Regions from separate parts of the Mus musculus genome. Here region 2 is linked to region 1. Evidence: chromatin loops called from intact Hi-C (ENCODE). Cell type or tissue: left cerebral cortex. All regions are shown on one strand.

Region 1 (5,000 bases):
ATACCCCGGACCACAGAAAGAGAAACAGAAACAGAACCAGAAACAAAAAGTGGTCTGACTTAAACAAATAACAAAAAAAAAAATAAAATCTCTTTGAAACTTAGATATTTGACTTGTTTATAAGCCAAGATCATTTATTTTCAGAGACTAAATTCTTTCTTCTTTAAAAAAAAGATTTATTTTATTTATTTTTTGTATGTGGGCACACTGTCACTGTCTTTAGACACTAGGACATTGGATTCCATTACAGATGGTTGTGAGCTACCATGTGGTTGCTGGGAATTGAACTCAGGACTTCTGGAGGAGCAGTCAGTTCTCCTACCTGCTGATCCATCTCTCCAGCCCCCAGAGACTAAATTTTTATTTGATATGGTCCAAAAATATTTTTCCTGCCCAAGACATGGTGAATTATGTTTTTGCTGTAATGAAAAGGTAGAGTCACTTGCCGATTTGCAGTATTCAAGCTGCTATTATGTGCTTCCCCCCTGTCTTTTTCCTTCCTTCCTTCCTTCCTTCCTTCCTTCCTTCCTTCCTTCCTTCCTTCCTTCCTTCCCTCCCTCCCTCCCTCCCTCCCTCCCCCTTCCCTCCCTCCCTCCCTCCCTTCTTTCTTTCTTTCTTTTTTTTTTTCTTTTTTTTATTTATTTTTTTATTTTTTTTTCCATTTTTTATTAGGTATTTAACTCATTTACATTTCCAATGCTATACCAAAAGTCCCCCATATCCACCCACCCCCACTCCCCTGCCCACCCACTCCCCCTTTTTGGCCCTGGTATTCCCCTGTACTGGGGCATATAAAGTTTGCAAGTCCAATGGGCCTCTCTTTCCAGTGATGGCCACTTTCTTTCTTTCTTTCTTTCTTTCTTTCTTTCTTTCTTTCTTTCTTTCTTTCTTTCTTTCTTTCTTTCTTTCTTTCTATTTTTTCCTGAGCTGTGCATGGAACCCAGGCCTTTGAGCGGCATGCTGGGTAAATATTCTACCTTTAAGCTACATCACCAGCCCCATGCTTTCACATACATTTCAACCTGTCCTCCTCCTCTCCGTTCTCCTCGCCCCCTCCTCCTTCTCCTTCTTTTTTCTCTCTTTTTCTTCTATTACAGAAGAGCAGTATAATATGCCAATTAAAATTATGGATGGCTTTGCAGCCAGATTGAGAGGTGTGTGTGTATAAAAATCCCTAACTTCTTACTTATCCATCTACAGCAGAATTCTTAAATGTATTGTTCTGCAACCTGATTGCATAGTGGGATGCTTTTGTTGCCTGGTTGGCAGAGCTGAATGAGAGCTGTCAAGTACTTAGAGCACTGAGCACTTCCTAGCTGCTGGTTCTGTCACTGCATGGTCTGTTTAAGGAGAAGTGACTACTGGAAGGGGTGGATGGTAAATGAGAAGATCGAGGAAGGAGCCTTGACAGACAAGTCATCTCGAGGCAAATTGCTTTTGCTTATAAAGCATCTCCGTCTTATATCTGCTCCTCTATTAACTAAACCTCTGCTCTCTCTTGAGTTTTCTGTTGTTGATTTTTTTGGTTGGTTGGTTTTGTTTTTTTGTTGTTCTTGTTGGTTTTGCTCATTCCCTGACTAGTTCATAACTTATTTAACCCATTTAAACTAGTCTATGTCTACCATGTAGTTAGTTATCTCTCCTTCAGTTCTGGCCTGCTTCTTCCTTAGTGTCTTCCTGTTGGTTTACTCTGTCTTCTTGGTCTGTCTCTAGACTCTTTTATCTCTTACTATTTCCCAGAATCCTCTCTCTTCCTGCCAGTTTCCCACCTCCTATTTCCTGCCTCAGCTCACTGGCCATCAGCTTTTATACTGACAGATGATGTTTATAAGATATACTCTCCAAAGTGCACACCTTTAATTCCAGTGCTGGGGAGGCAGGGGCAGGTAGATTTCTGAGTTCGAGATCAGCCTGGTCTACAGAGTGAGTTTCAGGACAGCCAGAACTACACAGAGGAACCCTGTTTCAAAAACCCAAATACGTACTACATACATACATACATACATACATACATACATACATACATACATACTCATTGCTGATTGTTCCAGGACAGCTAACGCTACACAAAGAAACTCTATCCCGAAACACGAACTAACTAAATAGCTTATTTTCGATTGGTACCTGAATTAAAGCAAGAGCTAAAAGATTCACCCTTCACGCTATATATTTGGCAGATCAGATAGAAATTAAGCAAATGCCAACAAATACCACGAGGGTTATGCACAGGCGACCTATGCCATTGAAACCTCCGGTTCTTCCTTAGGCGTCAGAGAAATGCTAAGAATGTGTTATTCCACAAGAGGGCGATAAGTGCACAGGATTTCACAAGAGCGCGTAGGCCCAGTGATTTAGGGAATAAATAACTCCCCCCCCCCCCTTCTGTAGGAAAGAATAAGAAACTGCACCGGGAGACGGCGGCAAGGACCACCACCCACCCACTCAGGCGCGCATTCCCACGGGAGAAACCGGTTTATGGAGTCTATCAAAAAAGCATGCTCGTTGCTCATCCTTATATATATATCATAGCTGTTCACATCAGATCAAATCTGAGGCATCAGACTGGCCTAGCGTTTTTTCAGTGAGTTAACTCTGGAAACCAATAGACGTTTATTTTTTTTCAAGCATATGATTCTCCACCTGTTGCCACATTCCAGAATATATATTTCAAACCAAGATTGCATACCAAGGGTTGCAAATAGGTCGGGGGGGGGGGGACAGGGAGAGGGGTAATTTTTGTTCAAAAAGCGATGTATTTGCAGTCCTATGTAAACCTACTCTGTCGCAGACACTTCTAGACATTTTGTGTTTGCCCTTTCCCAACCTTCTGGGGTCTTCTGAAATCCTCCGTGAGGCACCCCAGTTCTGGTTACGCCTGCTGTTGCTGTTTTGCTGGGCTTGGGGGGTGGGGGGAGTTGTCCCCAGGGAGGCTGAGGCAAATTCTGGAGAGGGGTCTGGGTTTTTTTTTTTTTTTGGTAGAAGAACCCACCGTGCATCTGCTGGCAGTTCCTCACAGGCGAGCACGGAATGGAAAGTCCCCAAGGGCCTTTGTTGCCCTGTGGAGCATGAGTTGACCCCAGTCTAGTTCTTTTCCTAATCGTCTTCTTCACCTTTGGCAGAACTTCGGTTCAGGTCCGGTTCTCACATCACAACACTTAGCCGCAGCAAAGAGATCCACGCGTGATTTTTTTCTCCCCCTGTCTGCTCCGGAGACCAGGCTAGGCCATCTTGGGGGACCTTCTTGGGTCTTCCTTGTATTTCTGTGTAGCAACTAGCTCGACTCACTTTGTTAACACTGACTTAAAACTAATCTTTCTTTTATTCAGCCCGAATAGGTCCCAATGCTCGGCGAAATGAAGTGGTTAAAATCTTCTAGAGGGTTCGACAAAGCAAGTTCAGAAGAGACTTTTTGTTGTTTAGTGTGTGGGGGCTTTATTGTTGTTTGGTTTGCTGTAAACACACATAATCCCCTCCCTCCTTTTTTGTAGCAATGGCCTTTCTACAGCACCCTTGAGCACCTCCACACTAATATATTCGGAGCAGAACCGTTGGCATCTTTGCGAGCCTAAATACAGTTAGCTAAGGTTTCATTCGCATTCATCCTGTGTCACCCTGGATTTAATGACAGTTCCTTTCTCTTAAAGCAGAAGTATCTATTGCGCGTGGAGCGCTGCGCGCTGCTTCAAAGGTCAAGGGAGAGTACGGAGCCTAGTGGATCCCTCAAGCTGCAGATTCCGGGAGCAGGCTGCAAGGGAACCTGAGCACCCGCTCACCGCTCCCCCATAGGCTCAAAATCCAAGAGGTGGATCCACCTTCCACACCTCTCCCTGTGACCCCCTCCTGCAACCTCCGATTTGCCCAACAGCTTTCATTTATTTTTAATTAAAATGCAAATCAATCGCTTTCAAGTAGAGCCTTGCCCTCTCCAATATATAGCTGTATACATATAGAAGCGTGGTGTTGAGATGAGCCGGTCGGTTTCTTCCTCTGCTCCTTGTTTGGAAGGGCCCCGGCTTTATTAGGAAGTGTGCGCAAGAGTTAGGAGGTCCCCAAGGAAAAACAATCAGGAGCCCCAAGAGGGTTTGAAAGCAGCAAACCCTGGGCCCACAAGGCAGGCAGGCCCTGCCACACCCACTGCAGCTCGCCTGGAACCCCGGGCCGAAGAGTGGAGGGCAGGGTGACCTCTTCCCGACTGAGCCCAGCAGCTCACACTCCTGGGATCCTGGGGGCAGATCCCGGACAGCACCTGGCTAGAGGCACCCGCCTTTCTTCAGAGGCGGGTGGGATGAGTCGGAAAACAAGCTGCCATTGCCGCTGCCGCTGAAGAATTTAGACACCCCTTAAGGATCGAGGTACACAGTCCCCATCATTTTTTATTGTTAGAATTGGGAATCATACTATTTAAATTATGAATTATGAATGACAGAGACTCAACGGATGAGATGTCTTCATTTCAAAACCAGCTTTGTAACTACGGAGCACAGTTAAGTTGGAGTTGACTCTCTCTCTCTCTCTCTCTCTCTCCTCCCCCTTCCCCACTTTCTCTGTCTTTCTCTGTGTCTCTGTCTTTCTCTTTGTCTATCTCTCTGTCTTTCTCTGTCTCTCTGTCCCTGTGTGTCCTTCTCTGTCTTTCGCTGTGTCTCTGTCTGTCTCTCTCCGGTCTATTTTCTTTTTTGACACCCCCTCCCCAATACCAGATACTAAATTCTCAATAGAAAAAAAAACCGATCAATTTACCAACCCATTCCCCATTACAGTAACTACAAAGATAGCTACTTTTGAGGAAAGAACTTCCAATACACTTAGGTTCGGTTTTCTCGGTTCCTACCTAGTCCCTTTCCCGGTGGACATGAGCAGATCGCAGGAGGCCCAAAATTCGAGCTCTGGCTGATCGTGTGCCACGGAGGAAATGCTGGGTCCGAGTGAGAGTAGTTTGTGAGGAAGCCAGAGGCATTGAAATTCCAGCGGCAGAAACAGAGCCGGGGCTTGCCCGCCACTGT
Region 2 (5,000 bases), 850 kb after region 1:
GAAGGAAATCGGGTTTATTCAAGACTTTGTATTCTGAGATGTGGGAAACTATTTCTCCCCTCAAACTTGCATATTAGGGAACTCGGGTACATGAGAACTCCTTCACAAGGGGGGGGGAGGTGCCGAGGTCAAAGGGTGGGAAATGTACGTGCTGGGTAGGATCTTTGTCATCTAGGACTGTTGTCTTTATTCTCCTGTCACAACCAGCCTTGAACTCTGGTGGCTAGCTCATGTAATGAAAACTAAATACCATGGGCCTTTACATGTATTATGTATAATTATATATGTGATACATATGATAGTACCACGGAATATATATTAATACATACACATTCTATAATACATATGTATTATACATATGTTTTTCTTTTTTTTCTTTTTTTTTTTTTTTTTTTTGGTTTTTTGAGACAGGGTTTCTCTGTGTAGCCCTGGCTGTCCTGGAACTCACTGTAGACCAGGCTGGCCTTGAACTCAGAAATCCGCCTGCCTCTGCCTCCCGAGTGCTGGGATTAAAGGCGTGGGCCACCACCGCCCGGCACTATACATATGTATTCTATAAATTCTCCTTTCCTAGGGGGAGGAGAACTCCACAAGCTATTAGTGACCACAGAGTGGAGCTGTGACTTCTTCCATGTTGCCACTGACAAGCTAATCCTGGCTATTGCACAACAAAACTGAGACATGCAATACTAATGCAATTCAGGAGCATGCCACTTTGCCAAGTTTCAATTATTTAAAAACCATCGGCTTTTTAAATTGTGTATGACACGTGTGAAATACATGTCAATCCCTCACCTTCTCACTTACTTTAGTCATATCAAATGATCCAACACAATATGTTCGTGCTTATCATTGAACTTTCACAATGTTATAAACATACATAGTCTTTAAACTAGACTCAGTTCATAACTTTATAATTGCAAGCAAACAAACCAAAGAATCAAATACACACAGACAGAATAACGCAACACAGCGGGAATACTCTAGAGAAGATAATTCCCACCCACCACTGGTTATTGATCTTCCATAAGTTCCAATAGATGAAGGGCAGTGGAAACCCCAAAAAGACATATCCGTGGTATTAAAATATTGCTAAGCGATTCTTATTTTTACAACCATTAGTAGCCTTAAACTATGCATAAACAGTGTTTTCCATGCATGCTGCAGGTGTCTCAGCCAAGCTGATGAAAGAAGCACCCTACCCGGCTAGAGGACACCGCGCTCCCTACAACCCGCGTCTCCCGGTGCGCAGGCTCAAGCCCCGCCCCTACGCTCCAGCCTCCCGTCATGCTCCGCGATAGTGGCTGTGGCGGCAGCGACCGAGGCGGCAGTATGGAGGGCGAGAGCACGTTGGGGGTGCTGTCTGGCTTCGTGCTCGGCGCGCTCACTTTCCATCATCTCAACACAGACTCAGACACGGTGAGCCGGGCGCGGCTGCCGACCCCGCCCGCAGTCCCCGCTCGCTCCGTGGGTTCGCGGAGCAGGGCGCCCTCCCGGGCTCTCATCCGGGCCCTTTTTCTCTGCTCGCCCTTGGGCTTGGAGGAAAGTTCCCCGGGGCCTCCGGCTCGGCGACGAAAGTCGGGCAGCTTACCTGCCTCGCTACCCTGCTGTGCGAAGGATCCCGGCGCCGGGTCCTACTCGCAGCGCGTGAGCGTCGCGAGGCTCGGGAGGACGAGCAGGGGCGAGCCAGACCCCGCACCCAGCCGCAAGGGGCTGGCTAGTTGTAGGGCTACCCTGGCATGAGGCTGTAAGATCCGGCTATTTCTGTGCTACTTTCCGTTACAAACGCACCTTGTCCAGGATCAGATGTGTAAATGCATTTTTAAGCCTTTGCCTCCTTTCGAAGCCCGTGAGTGACATTGAAAACAAATTTTAAGGCTTTTTTTTTTTTTTTTGGTAGATTAAAAACTTACCGTAAAACTTTGAGGTCTGGCAGTAGCATCTTGTATTAAGTTCTTAGTAACATAAAGAAAGAAACTAGAAACATCTAAAATGAGTTTGGGGTCTGCACGAATACAGTGCAGAGAGCACCATACTGAACAGTGTGGAGTAAGGTATTTGAACTGTTGAGTCCTTCGCTTTAAGTGTCAGATCTGCGTTGCCTAAATTGCTTCTCAGCACAGTCCCAGTGATAGGAGTGTACAATGATTTTGATGTGCAGTACATCAAAATACCAGGGGGAAACAAATGACATCTTTGAATGCGCGAGGTACTCACCGGGCAGCACATAATGGGATGATACATTAGCATGGCTCTACGGGAGGATGATACACAAACTTCATACTAAACACAAACACGTGTGTGTGTGTATCTGTGGGACTTATTTTAGAAGATGTTTAGCGTGAACATAAGTAAACTGCCCTAAGTCTGTAGTTTATAGGATTAGCCCTTGTACACTACATCTTGGTGTTTGACCCTAGTTTCTCAGATATTTTAACTTTTGTTTGTTTGTTTGAAGAGTCATTTACTGAGCATCTGTGGATCACACATGGGCAGTGCCCAAGTAGACCAGAAGAGGGCATAACATCCCCTGGAACTTAATGGGAGATAAAGATGTGGGCGCTGAGAACTAAATCCTGTTCTTTTGCAAGAGCAGCCACTGCTCTTAATGACTGAATCGTCCCTCCAGCTCAACTAAAGTTTTTAGAGTTGGTTTCTGAATAATTGTACTTAGAATTGACTGGTACTTTTCCTAGTTTTTAACATTGGGAGTATCAAAATCAAGAACATTTGCAATTGCAGATTTTTACCCACTTGATTCTGTTAAAAGACTGGGACATTCCTATGTTTGTTTGGTTGGTCGTTCGATTATTTTGATGAAATGGAGGCAGGGCATTATAAACCAATTTTAATGAATAGAAGAGTTCACTTGATCTTTAAATGCACCCAAAGAAAAAACTTGAGTCACTGAAATGAGAAAACAAAACAAAAACTCAAAAGGCTGCCTGTATTTTAAAAGAAAACAGGCACACAGTAGACCCACTGGGAAGCAGATGTAACTGAATTACAAATCTTTATTTTTTTTTAATAATTTTTAGACAGATTTACATCTGAAAACATTGATCACTTTAGCATTCCATAGCTAAGAAACCTCCACTGACACTCAGAAATATGTGTAAAATCCAGACTTGGGCTGCTCATTTGGATTATCTTGTGGGACTTTACCCTCTTGTTACAACTGTCCACAGAAGCCTTGCGCTTCAAGACAAACTGCTCAGCTGAGCTCTTAAACAGACTTAAAACTTTTATGCATTTGAGTTAGGGGTGCTTCACTCTCTGCCTTCCCAAACTATTACCAAGCCCTTTAAAGTCAGTTCTACTCAGCCTGGCGTGGTGGCGCTCGCCTTTAATCCCAGCACTTGGGAGGCAGAAGGCAGGCGAATTTCTGAGTTCAAGGCCAGCCTGGTCTACAAAGTGAGTTCCAGGACAGCCAGAGCTACACAGAGAAACCCTGTCTCAAAACAAACAAACAAACAAATCAGTTCCACTCTGTCTCCCTCTCAGCCTTTCCCAGTTACCCATGTGCCCACTACCTATAACACATTTGTATATTGTGAAATTCTGAGAAGATATGATTAGGAGATAGAATATTGACCCTAGCCAGTGTGTTTCATATACTGCTTCTTTTGTTTACTCTCATAGGAAGGTTTTCTCCTCGGTGAAATGAAAGGTGAAGCCAAGAATAGCATTACTGATTCACAGATGGACAACGTTAAAGTTGTTTATACAATTGGTGAGTCACTTAGTTCTGTTTTGGTAGTTTGCATGCCGAGGACAAGCAGCATAAGTGTTACTTTCACTCTTATATTTTAGTTGTTCTGGGGAATATACACATGTGTGTGTTTAAACTGTTAACATATATACGGTAATGTTTTGAAAAGCACTCCAAAAAAAAAAAAAAAAGAAAAGAAAAGAAAAAACCAAAAGTGTGGGTGCAGTGGTACACACCTGTAATCCTCACACTAAGAAAGTAGAGGCAGGAGGATCAGAAGTACAGCTCTACACATTTGCTGTTGTCTAGGGAGTGTAACACTTGCAGTTCCAGGTGGGACTCCAGGTTGGATTTCTAGCCCTGCATGTCTGGGAGTCACTTGATTTCTGGGTGAGCGTGGTCTGTCTTAGGGTGGTCTGAAGAGGGATGAGCTCTGCATAGTGAAGCTCCTAGCTAGCGGGAGGCCAAACGCTCCTCAGGGTGGTGGGCAGTGGGCAAGCAATTAATACACTCATGACTAGAAATCCTTTTTCTCCTAGACATTCAGAAATATATCCCATGCTACCGGCTTTTTAGGTGAGTAATAGTATTAGTAAAAACAAGTAAATTATCCATTGTGACAATTGTTTGCAAGGTAAATAATTTTAAAAACTAACAGTGTCTTCATAACCAGACATGGTAATTGAGTGTCTTGGTTACATAGAAGTTTGTTTGTTTTTTTTTCAGTATCTAAGGTACACTAGTCCACATCAACTGCATCTGTAATTTCATTAGTTGTGTTACCCTTAGCTGGCTTCTACTGCCTCTGAAAAACCAGTGTTCTCTGAGAATTGCCTTTTCTTCTCACACACAATCCTCTCATTGCATATATAAACTCATGACTGACAGGTACTTTAATGTCACTAACAGTCACCAAGCAAACAGACACAACCGTAGGATGGTGTTATTTTAAAGACTGTTTTATGATTTATATCAGCCACAGGAGAAAAAGAATGAGTGTCGTACACTCTCACACAGTGTATACATGTCTAAGACGGTGGGAGTTACAAGGCATACGTGGTAAAGAGGGATCTGTGGGGAAGAAAGTATGACAAGACAGCCTGGGGTGTTCTCAGACTGATAAAGCAGGAAGGAGTCAGTCTGCTTACAGCCCTTCTTACACACTGGACGTGCAGGTCTAGTCATTGAACGGGGAGTTCTTAGTGGAACCTCCTAGAAAAGACTTCTTGAAGGGCCTTCTGGATCAGCAAAGGATTAAGAGAACCTGTATTTCCGGGCAACTACATTA

What was found. A loop is a pair of places that touch in the nucleus more often than their neighbours do. Peaks named below come from ENCODE experiments on the same cell type or tissue, not always from the same donor. Only the 100,000 strongest peaks of a DNase experiment are listed, where the experiment ranks them.
Region 2: it touches region 1 in a loop (4-fold over the local background); 6 of 42 quality-filtered maps call a loop at or near these places.

The regions. Positions count from the first base shown.
Region 1 is chr5:101,666,953-101,671,952 of GRCm38, reverse strand. No RefSeq gene overlaps it. Among named protein-coding and RNA genes, the nearest start is that of Nkx6-1, 4.7 kb to the right of the region's middle. In left cerebral cortex, a CTCF peak has its summit at 2,282 (motif pointing right); DNase peaks (open chromatin) are centred at 2,335, 3,645 and 4,927.
Region 2 is chr5:100,817,250-100,822,249 of GRCm38, reverse strand. Abraxas1 (BRCA1 A complex subunit) reads left to right here and starts at 1,315. Exons shown (of 9, transcript NM_172405.3): 1 at 1,315-1,419; 2 at 3,643-3,733; 3 at 4,252-4,288. The coding sequence starts at 1,333. In left cerebral cortex, a CTCF peak has its summit at 2,508 (motif pointing right); a DNase peak (open chromatin) is centred at 1,293; H3K4me3 peaks cover 1,365 bases; H3K27ac peaks cover 756 bases.